Regions from separate parts of the Homo sapiens genome. Here region 1 is linked to region 2. Evidence: read pairs that join two places in POLR2A ChIA-PET (ENCODE). Cell type or tissue: A673. All regions are shown on one strand. Each heading gives the region's core, and the rest is flanking DNA. Links, peaks and the distances in the headings are about the cores only. Region 1 overlaps FHL3 (four and a half LIM domains 3). Region 2 overlaps MIR3659HG (MIR3659 host gene).

Region 1 (9,366 bases), core at 1,492-3,991, 65 kb after region 2:
CTTGTTGCATTGGGTCTTAATGTATGCAGAAGCAGATAAACAGAGGGCTTAACATGTGTGGGGACCTGCATGCCTAATAGAAATGCTGGGACTCAGCACCTATGGAGAATGGTGTGCCGAGGAGATGCGAGGGCTTAGCATGTACCGAACCTGTCATGCCCAGGGCATTAGAACTTTGTGTGGGCAGATACTTACTTGCCTGGTACATGTGGGGTCCCATGTGAGTGCTAAAATCATCACATCTGTTATATGAGGGCTTAGCTCTTAGTGAGACTTCATGACTGTTACATGGAGGCTTGATGTGTGCTGAAATTGTCATCTCTGGGACATATGGGGGCTTAACATAGGCCAAAACCCTCGTGTCTAGCTGGGTCATCATGTCCGGTGTCTGGGGAGAGGTTAGCATGTGTAATATACATAGGGCGGGGGGGTTCTTGCTGCATGTGCACGGACACCACCCTGCTCACGCTGAGAGAGGAGTGGAGACTCCTGGGGAAGTTACAGAGGGTGGCCCTCAGGAGCATGGGACACAACCTCTAAATGGGACCCCTGTTCCCCACAGGGTCCCGGAAGCTGGAATATGGAGGCCAGACATGGCATGAGCACTGCTTCCTGTGCAGTGGCTGTGAACAGCCACTGGGCTCCCGTTCTTTTGTGCCCGACAAGGGTGCTCACTACTGCGTGCCCTGCTATGAGAACAAGTTTGCTCCTCGCTGCGCCCGCTGCAGCAAGGTGGGGGCTGGGCCAGCCAGGTGGGGGTGAGTGAGGCCTGTTGTGGGGTGGGAATCCCCACTCATACCTACTAATGGATGCTGCCCCCACAGACGCTGACACAGGGTGGAGTGACATACCGTGATCAGCCGTGGCATCGAGAATGTCTGGTCTGTACCGGATGCCAGACGCCCCTGGCAGGGCAGCAGTTCACCTCCCGGGATGAAGATCCCTACTGTGTGGCCTGTTTTGGAGAACTCTTTGCACCTAAGTGCAGCAGCTGCAAGCGCCCCATCGTAGGTGGGACAAGGGTCAAAGAACGGAGTGGGTAGGGTGCAGGCAAGGGAGTGGGATGTGGTATTGGGTGAGGTTGAGGGCCGGACCATCCCCACATCTGCATAGCTAACTTCCAGCCTCCCTCCAGGACTCGGTGGAGGCAAGTATGTGTCCTTTGAAGACCGACACTGGCACCACAACTGCTTCTCCTGCGCCCGCTGCTCTACCTCCCTGGTGGGCCAGGGCTTCGTACCGGATGGAGACCAAGTGCTCTGCCAGGGCTGTAGCCAGGCAGGGCCCTAAGCCAGGGCTCCTGGACCCAGGCTTTCCCATACCACGGGCCCAGGACTGTGGCTCCTTTTCTAAACCACCTCTGGGACTCAGCTCCCCCCGCCAAAAAAAATGGGTCTCCTTCTGGGCTCCAGGATTGTCTCCCCACTCCAGCATCCCCAAACTGGTACTCCCTGACCCAGGGCCCCAAACCTGGGCTCTTACAGAGCCTCCATGAGTCAAGCCCCCTCCCCACACCTGGACTCCAGAATTCACCCTCTCCCCTGCAGTCTGGGTTCCCAGACTGAGTCCTCTCCCCAAATCAGGGCTCTAGACCCGAGCCCTCCAAACCTGGACTCTGGGACTTAGGCCCCCTTAAATCTAGACTTCTCTTTATAGGTTTCAGGTCTCCTATGGGTGCCTGGGAAGTCCTTGAAAGTGGACTGTTCTCAGGCTTGACCTGCCCCACCCCATCCCCGCGGTTGAGGCTGTGGGGGCAGCAGATCAGGAGCCCACTGATAAGGGGCCCTAGGGTACAGGGTGCTGCCCAGCAGGTCGCCACCGAGTGTCTTCTCATTTTATTTCAGCTCCATTTTGCCCATAGATGGGCAGAGGGGTGAGATTGGCTCATCCCCCTTCCAGATTCTGCAATAAAGCGGTGTGAGGAAGCAGGGGCCTCCGTGTGTGTGTGTGTGTGTGTGTGTGTGTGTGTGTGTGTGTGTTCAGGGTATAATGGGGAAGGAAGGGTTTTTGCAGACTGGGAGGCTCAGAATCTCTGCTAGACCTCATCCTTGCAGGGTGGGGTGGAGGGGGGCCGGGCCATGGGGTGGGAAGTCTCTCCCCATGAAGGGGATCCCCGCCACAGCTACCCTCCCTCTGGAGCTCGTCCTGCCTCCCTGCTGGCAGAGGGCTTTTTCCCTCATGTAGGGAAGGGAGGGGTTTGGGGGAGGTTCCAGATGAAAGCCAGGGTGGCGGTGGGGTTCCTTAATTGGCTGGTACGAATAGTCTCCTCCGCCAACAGCCCTGCCCAAAGCCCGCAGAGCAAGGACCTGGTTCCGATCCCCAGTCTGGGCCCAGACCCTCTCAGCCCCCTTCCCCCTCTTCCCAAGGATTAGCAAGGGCGGCCCAGGATCCTCTCGCGGCCGCACGTTTTTTGCCAAAAAAGGCAAGGATGCAGCTGCACACGCCGCGGGAACATCTGGATCCGATTCCCGGCATGAATGGGTCACGCCCCGTCCCCCGCCAACAGTGATTCAAGTCAAGGGTGGAGGCGGGAATGAGCGAGGGGGGCTGTCCCCCAAAGTGGGGAGATGGGCGGGGCGACGCTCCCCTCGCCCGCCCGGCGTCCGACGTCCCTTGTCCCTGACCCTGGCTGCCGCGGTCTGGGCTCGGCCGACCGTCCGGCTGTCGGGGCAGGTATGCGCACACAGTGGCGCCCACAGCTGCCTGCAGCGAGGCCCGGCCCTGGGCAGGCGGACCCTCGGCGCCCTGGAGTGGGAGAGCCCCTCCGGCCCGGCGGAAACCGCCAGATTGTATGTATCTCATATTAATTCCTCCCGTCCTGTGGGCGGGCATTATTACTTCCATTACACAGAGGTGGAGACGCCTGCAGTCAGCTGCCCCAAGTCACATAGGTAGTCACTGGTAGATCCTGGACTCTAACCGCTTTCTGAAGCCATGGTTGACATTTTCTTTTCTTTTTTTTTTTTTTATTTTACTTTAAGTTTCAAGATACGTGTGCAGAACGTGTAGGTTTGTTACATAGGTATACGTGTGCACGGTGGTTTGCTGCAACTATTGACCCGCCCTCTTAAGTTCCCTCCCCGACATTTTCAACAAACTTTTACGAATGCCTACCACGTGTGTTTATAATTAATAATTACCACATATGCTTACGGTTTTATTTGTTTCTCTCTCCCACCAGCCTAAGGACTGAGATCCTGCCTGCCTTGCTCCCCGCTCTCGTTCTCAGCTCCCGGCACTTACTATGTGTTCAGTAAATACTTGTTGAGGAAGAGCAGTCCAAGCATAGAAAACAACTGGCGCAAAGGCCTGGAGGCCTGAGAACATACGGTGCTTTGGGGAAGTAGCAAGTAATTCCATTTGGAGGAAGTGCCAGGAGAGTAAAATGGCAGGCAGAGCCCAGGTCCTAAAAAGCCGAATGCCAAGTTGCACAGACCTCACCCTGCAGGAAATGCAGCCTATGGAACTGTTTAAGCAGGGGCCTGTGATGAGCAGAGTTGTAGACAGATCATGCTGGCTGCAGCATGAATAATGGAGTGGAGGGGTAAGATGAGCAGGCTGGTTCGGAGGCTAGTGTAGTGTGGTCCGGGTGAGACATCTTGCAGCAGGTAGCAGCTCGAGTGGAAAAGGCAAGACTTGCTGCCTGGAGTGGGGATGAAGAAACATTTAGGGGCAGGAAGGCATCAGGTTTGAGACACAGTGACTGGAGGATGGTGGTGGTAAGGCGGTCCACCCACCTAACAGGAAGTGAGAGATGTGCAGCTACAAAATTGTTTGATTTATTTCAATACAAACATTTTTCAGACTTAACATCTTAGAAACCCAGACATATAATCAAGGCCAGGCGCAGTGGCTCACGCCTGTCATCCCAGCACTTTGGGAGGCCGAGGCGGGTGGATCACCTGAGGTCAGGAGTTTGAGACCAGCCTGGACAACATGGTGAAGCCTCGCCTCTACTAAAAATACAAAAATTAGCTGGGTGTGGTGGCAGGCATCTGTAATCCCAGCTACTCCGGAGGTTGAGGCAGGAGAATTACTTGAATCCGGAGATGGAAGTTGCAGTGAGCCGAGATAGCACCACTGCAGTCCAGCCTGGGGGACAAGAGCAAAACTCCGTCTTAAAAAAAAAGAAACCCAGACATATAATCAAAGGTGTGTCATTGTTTAATTGACAATTTTTTCTCTCTTCCTTAGTAAAGCATAAAATAATACTGAGTTTTACATTTGATGGCATCTCGTATTCAAGAAATACAGTAGCTCTCCAAGTTTATACCCCCCAAAAAACAAAACAAAACAAAAAACATTTGCTGAGTCTCCCCACTCCCTGAATGGAGATTTCTACTTTACCTCTTTCCTAATGTCCCAGGAAAAGCCCCAGATGAGTTGTGACTGGGTCCTTTCCCTAAGCTTGGCAGTCCTGCTTAAATTTCCGATATACAAATAAGATCCCCATAACACCCTCATGAGTGGGCAAAACACAGGTCACTATTTCCATTTTATATTTATTTATTTATTGAGACAGAGTCTCACTCTATCGCCAGGCTGGAGTGCAGTGGCGCGATCTCGGCTCACTACAACCTCCACCTGCCGGGTTCAAGTGATTCTCCTGCCTCAGCCTCTCAAGTAGCTGGGACTACAGGCGTGCGCCACCATGCCCAGCTAATTTTGTTGTATTTTTAGTAGAGACAGGGGTTTCACCATGTTGGCCAGGATGGTCTTGATCTCTTGACCTCGTGATCTGCCGCCTCGGCCTCCCAAAGTGCTGGGATTACAGGCGTGAGCCACCATGCCCAGCCTCCGTTTTTTCAAACTTTTTTTTTCTTTTTTGAGACAGGGTGTCACCCAGGCTTGAAGATTATAGCTCACTGTAACCTCAAACCCCTGGGCTCAAGTGATCCTCCCGCCTCAGCCTCCCAGGTAGCTGGGAGTACGGGCAAATGCCAGCAAGCCCAGCTAATTTTCTTATTTTTTGTAGAGATGAGGTCTCGCTATGTTGCCCAGACTGTTCTAGAACTCCTGGCTTTAAGCGAAATTCCCAGCTTGGCCTCCCAAAGTGCTGGGATTACAGGCGTGAGCCACTGCACCCAGCCTGCTTTCAAACTTTTAAAAACAAAAAGTAATGCATGTTTACTGTAGAAAAATTGGGCTGGGTGCGGTGGCTCACGCCTATAATCCCAGCACTTTGGGAGGCCAAGGCAGGAGGATTGCTTGAGCTCAGGAGTTGCAGACAAGCCTGGGCACCACTGTGAGACCTCATCTCTAGTAAAAATTTTTAAAAAATTACAGCGGGTCTGGTGGCTCATGCCTATAATCCCAGCATTTTGGGAGGCCAAGGCAGGAAGATCGCTTGAGTCCAGGAGTTTGAGACCAGCCTGGGCAACACGGCAAAAAACCCCATCTCTACAAAAAATACAAAAATTAGCAGGGTGTAGTGGCGCACATCTATAGTCCCAGCTACTCAGGAGGCTGAAGTGGGAGGATAGCTTTAGCCCAGGAGGTCGAGGCTGCAGTGAGCCAAGATTGTGCCACTGTACTCCAGCTTGGCAAGACCCTGTCTCAAAAAAAAAAGAAAAACCTTGGCTTGGTGTGGTAGCTCATGCCTGTAATTCCAGCATTTTGGGAGGCCAAGGTGGGCGGATCACCCTGAGGGCAGGAGTTCAAGACCAGCCTGGCCAACATAGCAAAACCCCATCTCTGCTAAAAATACAAAAATTAGCTGGGCATGGTGCCACGCACCTGTAATCCCAGCTACTAGGGAGACTGAGGCAGAATTGCTTGAACCCAGGAGGTAGAGGTTGCAGTGAGCCAAGATCGTGCCACTGCACTCCAGCTTGGATGACACAGAAAGACCCTGTCTCAAAAAAAAACAAAAAACAAAAAACCTCGCAGTTTTTTGGTGTGCGGTGGCTCACACCTGTAATCCCAGCATTTTGGGAGGCCAAGGCAGGCAGATCACCCGGAGGTCAGGAGTTCAGGACCAGCCTGGCCAACATAGTGAAAGCCCGTCTCTACTAAAAATACAAAAACTAGCCAGGTGTGGTGGCAGTCACCTGTAATCCCAGCTACTCAGGAGGCTGAGGCAGGAGAATCGCTTGAACACAGGAGGTAGAGGTTGCCGTGAGCTGAGATCGCGCCACTGCACTCCAGCCTGGCGACAGAGCGAGACTCCCAAAACAAAACTTTAAATGTGGCTTTTGTTGCGTGGGAAAAAAATAAAAAATTAACCAGGGTGGTGGCACCCACCTGTGGGGGCCACAGGGGTGGAGGCTGCAGTGAGCCATGATTATGCCACTGCACTCCAGCCTGGGGCAACAGAGAGAGACCCTATCAAAAAAAAAAAGAAAAAGAAAAAAAAGAAAAAAGTGAACAATAGGTAAATTACTAATAATGTGATGCATTATGTCCTCCTCGTTCTTTTTTGTTAAACATAAATGTGCACATATGTATTTTCAGTTTTAAATTAATTTTTAAATTGAAAAAGTATGTTTAAGAATAACTTTTTATGCTGTGCTTGGGGTGTATACAAAGAAAAATCTCCCATATCAGATCTCCAAGGCTGTCTGCTCAGGAACAACCACTGTTTACTGTTACTTGGATATCCTTACAGAAATAATCTCTTTGCACATCTATTTTTATACACACTTGTGCATCTAGCTTTTTTCAGTTTGTGTGGCCATCTCTCCATATGAGTTCATACAGAGTTTTTAACAGTTTTATTGAAGTGTAATTTATATACCATAAAATTCACCCATTTTTAACAGTACAAAGCAATTAATTTTAATAAAATGAATAGAGTTATGCAACTATCACCACAATCCAATTTTAGAACATTTCTACCCATCCAAAATGGATTCCTTGTGCGCATTTGTAATCACTTCCAATCTCACCTGCGGTCACAAGCAACCACTCATATTTCTGCCTCCATAGATTTGCCTTTGTTAACTCAATTGTAGCCTAAAGCTGCCTCCTTACATATTTTAAATTTAGCCTAAAGGTTTCTCTGTACATTGTGAACTATAACCTAAATGGAGTTGTAAACAGACCATAGCCTACTCTTTGCCAATCACCGAGTTTTGGCCAATCAAACATGGCAAACTATGCAAACCGTGTTCAAATAAGGCAAAGACCAAGCTGTAATAACCGGTGTTTTTTTTTTTTTTTCTTTTTGCAGGGGCCATGCTAATCTTCTCTGTATGGTTCCAATTTTAGTATATGTGCTGCCATAGCAAGCACCAGTGTTTTTCTTTTAACACCGTTCTGGACGTTTTATCTGGACATACACTGTTGTTTTTCTGTCTAGCTTCTTTCACTTAGCATGATGCTTTCATGGTTCATCATTGTAGTATTCATTTATTGCAGAATAATGTTCCATTGTACTGTATAGATATACCACACTTTATCCATTTGCCAGTTAATGGACTCTTGGGCTGCATCCAGTTTTTGTCTATTATGAATAATGCCGCTGTGAACATATGAACACATGGACATGTTTGCATTTCTCTACCTACAAGTGGAGATATATAGACAGAATTTTTTTTAAGGCTGTATGTCATTTCACAGCTGGTCTTCCACTGCTTGGATGCACAGTATTTTATTTTATTTTATTTTACTTTTTTTTGAGACGGAGTCTCTCTCTGTCGCCCAAGCTGGAATGCAGTGGCATGATCTCAGCTCACTGCAACCTCTGCCTCCTGGGTTCAAGTGATTCTCCTGCCTCAGCCTCCCGAGTAGCTGTGACTACAGGCGCGCGCCACCATGCCCGGCTAATTTTTTGCAGTTTTAGTAGAGACGGGGTTTCACCGTGTTAGACAGGATGGTCTCAATCTCCTGATCTCGTTGGATGCACAGTATTTTATTTAACATATTCGCTGCCGATAGACAAGTCGTTTCTACACGTGAATTTCTTTTTTTTTTTTTTTTTTGAGACTGAGTCTCATTCTGTCGCCCAGGCTGGAGTGCAGTGGCACGATCTCAGCTGACGGCAACCTCTGCTTCCCGGGTTCAAGCGATTCTCCTGCCTCAGCCTCCGGAGTAGCTGGGACTACAGGCGCCTGCCATCACGCCCGGCTAATTTTTGTTTGTTTGTTTTTAGTAGAGACGGGGTTTCACCATGTTAGCCAGCCTGGTCGTCTCGAACCTCTGACCTCAAGTGATCCGCCCGCCTCGGCCTCCCAAAGTGTTGGGATTACAGGCGTGAGCTACCGCGCCCGGCCTCACATGTGAATTTTTTTAAAAACACCACCAGCAAAACCCCACTATTCCCATTTTCCTGAGAAAGACGCTGAGGTCCAGAGAAAGAGAAAACGTTCTCATAATTTATGCTGAAAGCTGCGTCCTCAAGTTCCGGTTTCCCAACTCCCATCCGCACTCCAACTGCTCGCGCAGTCCACACAGGATACCTGCCCGCCAAGCCGGCCCCAGCAAGCCGCAGGAAGCCGTCCGCTGAACCTCAGGTTCTTGGGTTTTCCTATGCCCCCTGGAGGCATCTGCGAACCTCTCGGCATCGCTCCACCACACCTCCCACCAGCAGGTGGCACTGTTGCCATCTCCATAACATGGACTGGCCTTCCTTGTGGTGCTCCTGTTTTCTTAAGTCCCGGGGCACTTCCGGCACTCGCGGAACTTTGGTGCAGCCTGATGCGCAACGTGGGGACTCAGGCGCGCTGGGCGGCAGGAGTTGCTTCCGGCCGTGTTGGTGGTCTGAATTGAGAAGCCGCGACTAAGGGAAGATGGAGACAATACTGGAGCAGCAGCGGCGCTATCATGAGGAGAAGGAACGGCTCATGGACGTCATGGCTAAAGAGATGCTCACCAAGAAGTCCACGGTGAGTGGGGCCTGAGCAGAGGCTGCGGCAGGAGCACGAGCCTCTATCCCGTGTTTGACCTCTGAGAGCTTGCTTTGGCCCTCAGAACCTCCCTGCCTTCCTCCGGGCTCCCTCTCCGAGCTCCGGTCTTGGTAACCTCCTCCCGGGGTCCGGAGCCCCAGAGGCCTTTCTGCCTCAGCTGGTAAAAGCTGAGCGGGTAAGCTCCGCCCTCGGGCGGCCTTTTCTACTCCAGAACGCAAACTAACGGCGTTTGTGTCACCGTTTGTTTTTTCAGCTCCGGGACCAGATCAATTCTGATCACCGCACTCGGGCCATGCAAGATGTGAGTGCCCAGCTGTCTGCCTCTCTTTGGGTTGGCGAGGGCGGGAAAAGAGAGGGGAAGTGAAGTGCGGTGTCTCAGCATGAGTCCCTGGCCAAAGGTAACCGGATTGGCCAGTCGCGGGCTCTCTGCCTGGACAGATGTCCACAGGCTGCCGAACGTGAGGGTGCTTCCTCAGTTCTCTGAATGGGGAACTCTTGGGCATTCTTCATTAATCAGAAA
Region 2 (13,129 bases), core at 5,647-8,146:
AAAGGGAACAGCAAGCAAAGGCCCTGGGGTGGAAATAAGCTTAGCAAGTTTAAGGAGTTACGGTGTGGCTAGAACATAGGAGCACGTGCTAGCCACACATGGCAGGAGGGAAGATCTGTAAGGAAGCAAGAGGGTGAATCACCTTCAAAGGGTCTGGAAGGCCATGGTAAGTAATTGGCTTTTATCTTGTGTCACAGGAGCTCGTAAAGGGTTGTGAGCAGATGGGCATGGCGGTGCACGCCTGTGGTACCAGGTACTTAGACGGCTGAGGCAGGAGGATCGATCACTTGAGCCCAGGAGTTCAGGGCTATAGGGTGCTATACTCCCGCCTGTGAATAGCCACTGCATGACAGCCTGGGCCACACAGTGAGACCTCCATCTCTTAAAAATAAGAAAAGTAGCCAGGAGCAGTGGCTTACGCCTGTAATTCCGGCACTTTGGGAGACTGAGGCGGGCAGATCACCTGATGTCAAGAGTTGGAGACCAGCTGACCAACATGGTAAAACCCCGTCTCTACTAAAAATACAAAAAATTAGCCAGGTATGGTGGCGTGCGCCTGTAATCCCAGCTACTTTGGTGGCTGAGACACGAGAATTGTTTGAACCTGGGAGGTGGAGGTTGCAGTGAGCTGAGATTGCGCCACTGCACTCCAGTCTGGGTGACAGAGTGAGACTCTGTCTCAAAAAAAAAAAGGAAGAAAGAAAAGTAATAATAATAAAGAGTTGTGATCAGAGAAGGGACATAATCACCAAGATCTTAAAGGATAACCCTGGTTGCTGTGTGAATAACAGACTTCAGAGCAGCACTGTCCAACAGAAATATGTTTCAAGCCACATGCATAATTTAAAATTTTCTAGTGGCCAGATGAAAAACAGTAAGGAATCAGGTGAAATTAACTTCAATAATATATTTTGTTTCACCCAAAATATTATCATCTCAACATGTCATCTATATAAAAAAACTATTAGCGATGTTTTACATTGGTTTCTTTATACCACATCTTCAAAAACCAGTACATATTTTGTATTTACAGCACATCTCAAGTTGACCTAGTCACATTTCATGCACCCACTGGCTACATGTGGGGACTGTACTAAATAGCACAGCTCGAATGAGGCAGGAGTGAGACAGCAGGAAGACCAAGTAAGAGGCAGTTCCCAGGTGCAGAGGGGCAGGGCTTAGAGTCCCGCCCCTGCTAGCAGCAGTGGAAGGGGCAAGTCCTACTTCGTGGGATCATCGTGGGGGTAAATGAGGTAGGAAGGGAATGAGAGTGCTGGGTGAATGTTATGGTTTGGTATTATTATTTACAGTTACCTGACCACTGCAATCTCTGTGCAGCAAGCACAGTGCCAGAGATTAACCCTCCGAACTTCAGTGGCCTCTCATCTGATCCCTTAGACACCCAGGAAGGCCAAACCCTGGCCCCCAACAACAGAACTGGGTATACAGAGGGAGATATGAGCCTGGAGCAGTTGTCACCTCTGAGACAATCCATCCCTAAGCAAGCAGAGCCTCCCTGCCCACAGATGCCACGTCCCGTCTCCTAGCCATGGACCCCAAGGAGAGGGGAGAGAAGAGGCTATGGGGCTGAGAATTGAGCCTTGAGCCCAGCTTGGGAACTGGACACCAGGGCCTGGGTCTTCCTCAGCCCAGAGCATTGTATGACCTTGGCCCAGCCCTCTCTGCCTTGTCTGCAGAGTTTCCAAGTGAGGAGCTTGCACTGCATGAGGTTATAGGGATACAGGGCAACACATGAGACTCCTTGTTCACTAAGGAAATAACTCCTTATGTGTGTGTGCATCTCTTAGACATGGGATCTACAGCCCAAACAACCTGGAGGATCAGGTGTTATCTTACAACTAAAAAAATAATAATAATGATAATAGCTAACACAGGCCATTTTGTGTTCTAAGTACTTTGATATAGATTAACCCATTTTGTCCTTATTACCCAAGGTCACCCAGCTTCTGACAGGCAGAGCTGGCATGTGAACCAGGCAGTCTGGCTCCAGCACCCTAACCACCACACCTCCTGCCTCTCTGGTGGAGCACAAAGGTGCCAGAGTCATCATCACTCAAAACCATCAAGCACCTTTCATGTGCCAGGCAGCACAGGGCCCTGCCCCTTCTGAGCTTACCCGCTAGGGGACGAGTTCTCTATGAATTTTCTTCTGGGAATGCACAGAGGGGTTTTGCCCAGGGTGGGGAGGGCTGGATGAACATTCCCTCCTACTACGACTTCTCCCTGATACACAGATACCTGTCTGATGTCAATAAGAATTAGAAAGAAAACAAGGATGTGAGGGAGGGGAGCTGAGCTGAGTCCAGGCTGGTGTCCAATGGTTAGCATTAGTGTCATAGGTCAGAATCCCTGGAAATACTCTGAGACTGTGAGATTGGCATTGGCAAGGCAGAGCGGGCATGCCCAAGGTCACGCAAGGCTTCTGGGCTGAGAAACACCCAGGCTCTGGTGTCCCAATTCCAAAGCTGGGCTCAAGGATCAATCCTCAGCCCCACAGGGTAAGCCTCTTCTCTCCCCTATCCTTGGGGTCCATGGCTAGGGGATGGGACATGGCATCTGTGGCCAGGGAGGCTCTGCTCACTCAAGCTGTACCACCTCTGAGTTGTCTCAGAGGTGACAACTGCTCCAAGTTCACATCTCTCCACCAGTTCTGTTGTTAGGGGCCAGAGTTTGGCCTTCTTGGGTGTCTAATCTCACAGCCTCACCGTTTCTGGGGGAGTTTACTGGGGAGTAATCCCAAGAACAACAGGAAGCGAGGGAAGCAGGGTTGGGCAAATGGAGAAATTGATCTGCCATGCAGTCATACCAAAGGCCTCAGCCAATCTCCCAAGGACCTCTGGAACTGGGATGGCCCTTCAGTAGTGTCACAAGTTGATGCAAGGGGACTTGGCCTTTGTACAACTCCCCCACTCCTACAATCAATAGGCCATTGGATACAGGCTGCCCCCAGGGAGGAGGAATAACGCTGGGCAAGGTTCTCCCCCCACTTCCATCAAAGGCAATTCCCTGAGACGGATTCAGCTGTGAGTCATCCACAGCCCACACACCCAGAAGCTGGGGAGCGAGCGCCTCAGACCTGAAGGGGAATCTGAGCATGCACCACAGCATCCACTACAGTCAGCAGCCGGGACTTGAGAGCGACGCACCTCCTCCCAGGAAACAAAGCAGCACTGTCATGGTGGCAGGAATGGCGAGCACAAGCCTGGCCCGGGAACACAGCTGGGGAAGTCTCAGTCACTGCAGGGACTTGGGCCCAGCTGGGGGCTCTGTCTCTAAGCCACTCACCACCCCCACCCTGTGTTACCCACTCCAGCCAGTCCCAGTTCCAATTCCAGCTCCCCGCCCCATCCTGCAGCGTGGAGATCTCCAACCCCATCTCAGCCCGGCTATCAGGAGGCCTGAATGAGTTTTGGCAAGTGGGAAAGTTTGTTCGCTGTAGGGTGCTGTCCACACAGGAGGGGGCTTTTATTAAGCTATCATTACTCTCTGCATCCCCTGCCTTTGAAAGACCTGCTTCCCTGAGCCCACCACACCGGCTTTCTTCCCTTGCCCTGGACTCCCCTCCCCTGATCCTTCTCTTCTCAGTCCTTTGAATCTTCCCTCTCTCACTGACTCTGTCTTGCCTTTCTGAGACTCTCTCTCTCTCTCCCCCACTCCCCCCTCACCCCCTCAATCTCCATATCCCTCTGCTCTATCTGCATCTCTATCTCCGTCTGATTTGGGTCTTTTGCCTTTGGGCCCTCTGCAGTTTCACTTCCAGCCAACACAGCTCACCGCCTAGTCTGTGTGCTGCCCCACATCTGCTGTCCAAGCCAGGTCTGGCTGGGGTCGGGAGGACTGGCCTCAACTCTCAGGCCCACAGCAGCTGCTGGGTTCAAAGCTCGCCCACCCACCCACCCCTCCAAGAACAGAGATGGCAACTACCCCAATCCTTCCTGGTTCCCAGGCAGGCCCAGAGTCCCAGACTTTTTTTTTTTTTTTTTTTTTTTGTTTCGTTCTTGTTGCCCAGGCTGGAGTGCAATGGTGCAATCTCCACTCAGTGTAACCTCTGTTCAAGTGATTCTCCTGCCTCAGCCTCTCAATTAGCTGGGATTACAGGCATGTGCCACCACGCCCAGCTAATTTTTTGTATTTTTAGTAGCAATGGGGTTTCACCATGTTGGTCAGGCTGGTCTCGAACTCCTGACCTCAGGTGATCCACCTGCCTCAGCCTCACAAAGTGCTGGGATTATAGGCATGAACCACCATGCCTGGCCCCAGACTGTTTGTTTACTATAGTAGTGTGGAGAGGTTCTGCAGCAATACAACTGTATCACTCTAAAAGCTTGGTGCTGGCTGGAGGCCAGCAGCCCCTCAGCATCATGGGCAGGCTGCCAGGCAACAAGGCCCTGCCCCTGGAGCAGTGCAAAGCCCTGGCCCTGCTCACCTGGCGACCACATTGGCACACTCCACAGCTGGGACTGAAGGTCATAGGCCTGGTGCAGCAGGAGTGGCAGCAGCATGCAAGATTCCCCACTAACCAGGGTGCCCAAGCCAGGCAGCTGCTGCCAACCCCACAGCCAACACAGAGCCCCTCCTCTTGGCTCTACAGAGATGGAGGGACTTCACTTCACAAGGAGCTCTCTACAAACCTGGTGAGGAGAGGAAATGCACAAACAGAGGGGTCATAAAAGCATAAACACTGACGAGCTCCCAGCACACTTACTCCACAAGCATAACTGAGCTGGTGGCTGCATCAGGCAAGCAGTCAGTGGGTGGGTGGGTGGGTGGATGGATGGATGGATGGAGAGAAGGAAGGAAGGAAGGAAGGAAGGAAGGAAGGAAGGAAGGAAGGAAGGAAGGCAGGCAGGCAGGCAGGCAGGCAGGCAGGATGGATTATGGATGGTTGGATAGATGGATAGACGGATGAATGGAATGACAGATGGAGCCATGGTTTCCAGGTTAGCGTAGCCCATCATACAAGACCTTCCTTTTCCTTCACCCCACCCAGAAAACCCCCTTTTTCCAGGTTTATTTATTCACCAAAGTCTATTGGAACTGTCAGATCTGTTCCACGGCCTCTGAATTTTGAGCAATTTTCTATTTAATCTTTTCTGCCCCTTTTCCTCCGGAAGAGGGTGAGGAGCCCAGGTCATGGGCACAAGCTGGGTGCACAGGCACAGGTGGGCAGTTAGGAACTGAAAAGTCTGCCCTGGCTGAGGCCCTGTGAGCTGATCATCGTAAGGAAAGGACAGAGTCAGCCGGGCACAGTGTGAACCGCCCTGCTGCCTCCAGCAGAGTTAGTGAAACCACAGGGAGTGTTCGGGGACTGCCCCATCAGAAAATGGAAGTTTTTCTTTTCTCCCTGCCAGCAGTCTCAGCCCTGAACTGGAACGTGGCTCCCTAGGCAGAGTCCAAAAACAGGGCTTAAGCTACACAAATGGGTTGGAGGGAGGCCAGGAGCTGAGTGGTAGAGAAGGAACAGAGAAGGTACAACTGGAAGCCCCCTGGGAGGGGATGTTCTGAGGCAGGCCTGACTGGAGAGCACCCTTTCTAGCCTGTCACTGGGTGGCTCCCAGGAGGCTAACAGCCTGCGCTTAGGCAGGGCCCAGTCAGGACGGGAAAGACCCTGCAGCAGTCATGTTCTCAGAACTGCCCCACCTCACCCACTGTGGAGATCCTGGTCTTCCTGGGTGGCACATACTGGGTACCTGAGGTGGCTGGGAGATGGGAAGAAGGTAGAGGAAACAGAGGAGGACCAGCTGTCTCCCCAGACTTCCCCAACTCAATGTGGTGCTGTGAAGACTAAATGAGATAATATACATAAAGTGCTTAGAAGCAGTGAGCACCAAATAAGTGTTAGCCACTGGCATCTAGGATAGTGCCTGGCACAAAGCAGGCACTAAATGTTTGTTGAAGGAATAAATGAATCCTGCCCCCACTTAGCTCCTCTACATCAAATACTGGAGAATTGGAGTCAATATTGTCTCTACAGCTACTGTGGAAAGTGGATGTACACATTAAGTTCATTCCCACCGCAGGGCCTTTGCACTTGCTGTTCCCTCTGCCAGGAGTGATTTCCCACACATTTTCACATGGTTCAGGCTCTCACCTGATTTAGATCTCTGCAGCTGGAAATAAGAAAGGGCTCTGACCATTGCCTGCTGGGAGAGCTCCCCACTTCCCAAAGTTGTCTCTCCTTCTCTAGTCCAGGACCCTCACCAAGTCCATAAACACACACACACACACACATACACACACACACGTATATCCAGGCCATCCTGACTAGACAGCCTCAGTGTCCCTACCCTATCCAGGGCTGGGCCTTGAGCCAACAGAGGATCTGGCCTGGCAGGTGGTCCCACCCATCTGCTGATGGCTGTCAGTGTCCCTGCATGACAAGGGCTCACTCAACTCACAGCAGAGGTCATGCTCTGTTCCCAACCGTCTGCCCTCCCAATTGGCCTTGGCAAAAACCACAGTACCATGCAAACACGAGGGTGCAATGAACCAGGATTTAAGAATCCTTGCTGTACCACTTAAGAAAAAAACACTTTTACTGAGCACTTACTGTGTGCCAGCCACCATGCTAAGCTGTCCACACACTTGAGCCCATTTAACTCACAAAAACTAAATGATCTTGGTTTTATCCTTATTTTACACCTAGCTGAGGCAGAATAAACTGGTCAAGTGCTTGGGCTCTGGAATGAAACAGAGCTGGGTTCAAATCTAGACTCCTCCACTTACTTGCTGTGTGACCTTGGGCAAGTTACTACAGCTCTCTGATCCCTGCTTCTCCCCTGTAATGAGGAGACATGACATTAACTGCCTGTCTGGGCTCTTGTGAGGATTAAAGGAGATAATGGGTGTAAGTACCGCATGGTGCCAAGCACAGAGCCTCCACCAAGGTCGGGGTCTGCCCTTCCCTCCTTATCTCACCAGTTCTCCTGCCAAAGTTTACAGGCTAGGACTGATCTTCTCCACAGTTCCAGACACAGGGCTGGGCACTGCCAGCACACAGAAAATTCTTGCTGATTGGCAGATTTTCTCAATTCCTGTCCCAGGCCTTGATTGCAGAGAGCACTCCCTTTCTCAGAGCTTCTAAGCAGAGGATTCCTGCCCTGGGCAGCCCCGGGGGGCAGGCACTCTGCAGAGACAGCCTCTGAGCTCTGCCTTGTTTGGAAGCCTTTCCCACCACCATGAGTCCTAGAACCTGAGCTTGTCCTGGCTCCCTGGGTCTGAGTTCCCACCCAGAAAATGTGGCCGCCACCCAGGCTCCTCCAAGACCATGGCCAACTGTGGGCCCACAGTCACTCACCCCAGTGCCTGGAGCCCTGACCTGCCCCCAGTCCCTTGGCTGGACCCTGCCACATGCTAACAGACATCCCCGACTCACACCAGCTGCCCAAATCACGCTAGAATAACAGGCTCCAGGCTGCTCACCACGCCCTCTATGGCTGCCAGCCACTACCTATGGCTGCCAGCCACTACCCATGGCTGTCACTTTCAGGCCACCCGAGAACCCCCACATGCTCACACGGAGCCTGCAGCCACATTGATGCCAGCCATGCCCTTGCAGGGCCCAGAAGCCTGGCAGAAAAATCACACAGGCACTTTGACATTAATCAAAGACACTCATAAATAAATATGTGTAAATTGTATGCAAACCAAGGTAGGAATTTACATCTTTCTCTGCTGAGTCAGCATCTCAAGGCACCAGGGAGGCTGCCTGTAGCTCAGGAGGTTTGGGACAAGAACCCTCAGCATCTAGGGGTCCATTGAACAGTCCCAAATTCATCACCTGAAGTTCTAGAACTTCCAAGTTTGAAGAAACAGCGATTTACTGACTGCCTGCCACACATCATGCATTCTCCTACATACTAGCTACTACAGGTATGAAATGAGATAGCATGTAAAGTGCTTAGAAGTGCTTACTGCTGGCACCTATAAGAACCCAATATATGTGAGCTATGATTAATATCCTCCAATTTAACCCTCACAATGACAATAATCATTAGTAAAACTACCATTAATATTATCAGCAATAATTACTATCATCGATAGGGTGCTTCCTATGCCACAAGCTCTCCATGAGTAGCAGACAGTGCTGGCGCTCCACCCCCATTCCTCCAGGCCCTACCATTTCAGTGTACTCTAGCCTGACTTCAAATTGCCTGCAGCTGCATCCTTGCCTGAGGGCTTCTTCTGGTCTCCAGGAGCCTGCTCTGCCCTCCCAAGGCAGGCTCAGAGTGCTAGAGAATTAACCTTCACCCCAACCCCCAGAATGACTGACATGACAGTAGATAAATGACCTGGCTTCCTCATCTAGCAAGTGGGGTAACTCTCAGAAGTGTGTTCAACACAGGCGCCCAGTGATCCTCAGTGGTCCAGTTACCCATAGTGTAACTTGCAACTTGCTCCAAGAGGCTCTCTCTGTGGGCTTCCTCCCCTCCCAGTCTCACAGGCCCACTCCCTACCAGCATTTCCTGGAATCACTTTCCTGCATGTGTTCAAATCCTTATCTTGGGATCTGCTTCTGGGGAAACCCAAACATGCATATCTCATTGAACCCTCATGAGAACCCTAAGAGGTAGAAATTCACCCTTAGCAGGATATCAGACTCCTGACCACGTTCTACAAGGGCCTGCTAGGTCTGCATCACCTCCCTCTTGGATCTCAGCTCCAGCTGCTCTCTCCTCTGCCACTCTGCTCCAGCAACATCAGCTGCCTTTTGTTCCTTGGACACACAAGGACACCTTGGCACCTCACAGTCTTCCCTGCCAGGACGCTCTTTCCATGGCTCTCAGTGTGACTGGCCCTTCTCATCCCCAGGCCTCAGCTCCCATGTCACATCCTCAGGGAGGGTTTTCTCAACCAACTGCATCTGGGCCCCTCCAGCAACTCTATCATAGCATCCGATGCAGTCTCTTCAAAACTCTTAGTATAATCTGTAGTCATCTTCTGTGAAACTGTTTATTTGTTTCCTGTCTGATTCTCTTCCCTCCTCTTCTAGAATGTACATTCTCTGAGGACAGTGGCTTTGTCTATCTTTTTCATGGCTATATCCTCAATGCTTGGGCGAAAACAGGTGATAAAAAATATTAGCTGAGGCCAGGCACGATGGCTCATGCCTGTAATCCCAGCACTTTGGGAGGCCAAGGCGGGCGGATCACCTGAGGTCAGGAATTCCAGACCAGACTGGCCAACATGGTGAAATCCCATCTCTACTAAAAATAAAAATAAAAAAATTAGCTGGACCTTGTGGTGGGCGCCTGTAATCCCAGCTACTTGGGAGGCTGAGGTAGGAGAATTGCTTGAACCCAGGAGGCGGAGGTTGCAGTGAGCCGAGATCACACCACTGCACTCCAGCCTGCGCAACAGAGCGAGACTCCGTCTCAAAAAAAAAAAAAATTAGTTGAAATGTAAGGACAAACTATTTGTAGGCTGGTGTGGTGGCCCATGCCTATATTCCCAACACTTTGGGAGGCCCGGGTGGGAAAATCGCTTGAGCCTAGGAGTTCAAGACCAGCCTGGGTAACATAATGAGGCCCTATCTCTACAAAACATCTTTTTTTAAAATAGCTGGGTGTGGTAGCATGCACCTGTAGTCCCCAGCTACTCAGGAGGCTCAGGTGGGAGGATCGCTTGAGCCCAGGAGGTCAAGGCTGCAGTCAACTGTGATCACGTCACTGCACTCCAGCCTGGGCAACAGAGCGAGACCCTGTCTCAAAACACACACACACACAACTATTTGTATTGTATTCCTGGGTTAAAGTTAAGTATAGCTAAGACAGTTTAAGCAAATTGCCCCTGGTCACACAGCTGGTAAGAGGCAGCACCTACACTCAGAATCAGGTCTGCCTGGCTCCAAGCCCATGATCTGAACTACTGTGGTACTCTATTTTCATTTTACAGATGGGGAAAACTGAAGCACTGGGAGGTTTGCCAGGAGCCAGAACAGGGACTTGAGCAGGTCTCCAAGCTGTAAAACCAGCGCTCCTTTCCCTATACCTCAGGCCCCACCCACGCTCCCCCCAAAGCATAGCCTGATACAAAAATCCTCCTGCGGCATTTCTGAGAGCAGCTACTCTGCCTTTACTCAATTCCTCCAGAGTCAGGGAGCTTAGTCTCTGACAAGGTGGTCCTTAGAATGGGGAACCCGAACACTGGCTCCCTAAAATGTCCATGGCTTGATCTGAACTCTGCTCCTTCAGGTCACAAAGAGTTTATCTACTCCCTGGGACCCAGGACAGCCCTGCAGACAAGAGGCAGAAGCTGCAATCTCAATGTCCATCAGTAGATTTTAAAGAAATTACAGTGCATCAACACAATGAATACTGTACAGCCATTTCAAAAGGGTAAAGTGGATAAGATGTATTAAAAAATAGACACACATCCAAAAACATTGTTAATTTAAAAAAACAAGTTACAGGCCGGGTGCGGTGTCTCACGCCTGTAATCCCAGCACTTTGGGAGGCCAAAGCAGGCGGATCACCTGAGGTCACATGTTCGAGACTAGCCTGGCCAACGTGGTAAAATCCTATCTCTACTAAAAACACAAAAATTAGCCGGTGTGGTGGCAGGCACCTGTAATCCCAGCTACTCGGGAGGCTGAGGCAGGAGAATTGCTTGAATCCAGGAGGTGGAGGTTGAAGTGAGCCAAGATTGCGCCACTGCACTCCACCCTGGGCAGCAGAGCAACACTCCGTCTCGACAACAACAACAAAAAAGAACAAGTTACAAAACACTATAAAACACTATATGCACTGTGGTCCCATCTTCTGCCAAAAGAATTCATATCTCTATCTATCTATATATCTGTACATAATAGATCCACAGATAACGATATAGATTACTACCTGGATAACCCTGGCAAGTTTGAGTTCAACTCTCTGAGCCTCAGTTTCTTCATTTGTAAAATGGGAATAATAGTTGCAGCTAACCCATAATGTTTTTGTGAGGATGCAATGCGTAAATTCAGGTAGAAGCATTTAGCACAGTACCTGCACATCATAAACCCTCAATAAACCTAAGCTACTATTATTAAGTACTGTGTGTCCACACAAAAAAAAGGTCTGGAAAGATATAGCCACCAGGAGTAGTTATGAGGAATGAGGCAGAGAGGCTGATGGAGGACTTCCATTTTCTATTTTGTATACTACTTTTCTAGTGTTTACAAATGAGCTTGTATTGTTTTTATCATCAGCAAAAACATAAAGATATTCCTATTTGGTGGAATAAAAGACACAAAAGCAGAGACCATGTCCTCGGAACATTCACTTCTCAGCTACCTCTTCATGGTTCCACATGCCCCCCTATTCTGGCCTTTCTCCCCATACACATTCCTAGGGATCCATGTCCCTCTGAAGCTGGCCAGGTGCCAGGGTGTCCTGACCAGTGAGAGCACCTTGCTCTGGATACAACGTTGATATTGATAAAACTTTTTGTGACTTTCTCTCTCTGGCAAGACGAGCATACCTAGGAACCCTGTAACTTCTCCATTCGTGCTGAGCCAGGCCTCTATTCTCCCACCTGCCCCCAAGGAGTTGGGTTTGGTCCCAGGTCAAGGTCCTGACATTTGCCCGACACAGTCCTCCTTATTAGACTTAGTCCCATCCCTGCAGCCCACAGAGAGGCTATTATGTCTGGATTCATTGCTGCCCCCTGACCTTCACTTCACTTCACCGATAAAGAACCTTGGGCAGGACAAGCCTCCACCAGGCTCTTGTCCAGGGCACTCTGGGTCCATTACCCAGCGCTTTTGGCTACAGTCAACCAACCAGGTATGAAAAAGACATGCCCTCTTCTCTGAAGCCCACTTCTTCTGAGACTGCAAACCAGTGTCTACAGTATCCCTCTAAGCCCTCATTTTTAAAAAAGAAGGAAATGAGATCACAGGGGCACAACCTATGGTCATTCAACAGGCATTCTTTATTGGTGAGTACTATAGACCGGGAATTGAGCTGGGTGCTGGGGGATAGAGGTGAAGCAGATCCAGTCCCGGAGCCCCAGAGCTCACAGTCCTATGGGAGAGACAGACACACAAAGAATTAATGACAATATAGGCCTGTAAATGCTAATGCACAAATGGACTGTGGAAGCAGGACAGAGGCTGTGGCTTAGTCTAGAGGGGAAAACTTCCCAGGGCTGGTGACCCTTGTGCTGGGATTTGAAGAATGTAAAGCAGAGATGGTGGACATTCCCAGGAGAGGGAACCATGTGTGTGGAGATAAGGGGTCTCGGAGGGCCCCGTGTGTTTGCAGGAACAGAGCTCAGTGTTGCTGGATTCAGAGGGTCAGCAGAGACAGGATTACCAGGGACTTTGGGCCTGATGATGTACATAACAGGGAGCAATAGAAGTGTTCTCAGGAAAATTAGCCAGGTGTGGTGGTGGGTGCCTGTAGTCCCAGCTACCCGGGAGGCTGAGGCAGGAGAATAGCTTGAACCCGGGAGGCGGAGGTTGCAGTGAGCCAAGATTGCACCACTGCACTCCAGCCTGGGCAACAGCGTGAGACTCTGTCTCAAAAAATAAATAAATAAATAAATAAATAAATAAATAAATAAATAAATAGAAGGGTTCTCAGGAGCCAAGTGCAAAGTGACATGTCCAAATTGTGTCTTAGTGGGAACACTGTGACCTGACTCAAGTACCTAGATGAGGGATTGGAGAAAGGGAGAATCATCCTAGACCGGTCACTGGATTTTATAACCTATCGATCCCCTCATGCGTTCTTTTGACTTTGGTTTCCCAGAGCCACTGGGGTTGTAGGCTTTGTCCAGTGCTCGAGGTACCCAGAGCAACCAGGCCAATGGACCTACAATTGAAGGTAAACTGAGGCATTCCACCTAAGATCCCGTTCCTCGGTAGAAAGGAGAACAGGGACATGAGCCCTGCACACACTCTGTGTTCAGCCACAAACCAAAGTTGAGGCTCAGGGGTGATTTTATCTGCAATGACAAGTCCATCCCCAGGCTCAGACAGGTATTGTTCCAGGCCCAGCAGACGTCCCCAAGTTAAACACACATCCAGGGCTCAAACAGACATTGCCCCCAGGCCAGGAAGATGATGTACCAGGCCCAGACAGATGTTGTGCCAGGTTCAAACACATGTCCTGAGCTCAGACAGAAG

Evidence for each region. Peaks named below come from ENCODE experiments on the same cell type or tissue, not always from the same donor. Only the 100,000 strongest peaks of a DNase experiment are listed, where the experiment ranks them.
Region 1: POLR2A ChIA-PET joins it to region 2 with 10 read pairs; 6 of 35 experiments call an interaction of 5 or more read pairs at or near these places.

Annotation. Positions count from the first base shown.
Region 1 is chr1:37,989,329-37,998,694 of GRCh38, reverse strand. It overlaps FHL3 (four and a half LIM domains 3), which reads left to right. Exons shown (of 6, transcript NM_004468.5): 4 at 563-732; 5 at 825-1,011; 6 at 1,136-1,925. The coding sequence ends at 1,290. It overlaps SF3A3 (splicing factor 3a subunit 3), which reads left to right and starts at 8,673. Exons shown (of 17, transcript NM_006802.4): 1 at 8,673-8,825; 2 at 9,100-9,147. The coding sequence starts at 8,730. It also overlaps the pseudogene RNU6-510P. RefSeq lists enhancers at 286-1,207, 7,515-8,060, 8,452-8,621, 9,322-9,366 and a silencer at 1,784-2,078. In A673, for the core only: no CTCF peak of the experiment used is centred there; DNase peaks (open chromatin) are centred at 2,194, 2,464 and 2,824; H3K4me3 peaks cover 1,156 bases; H3K27ac peaks cover 2,500 bases.
Region 2 is chr1:38,054,403-38,067,531 of GRCh38, reverse strand. The region is part of intron 1 of MIR3659HG (MIR3659 host gene); the gene reads right to left. Among named protein-coding and RNA genes, the nearest start is that of MIR3659HG, 14 kb to the right of the region's middle. RefSeq lists enhancers at 5,440-5,499, 5,730-5,819. In A673, for the core only: no CTCF peak of the experiment used is centred there; a DNase peak (open chromatin) is centred at 7,133; H3K4me3 peaks cover 104 bases; H3K27ac peaks cover 2,500 bases.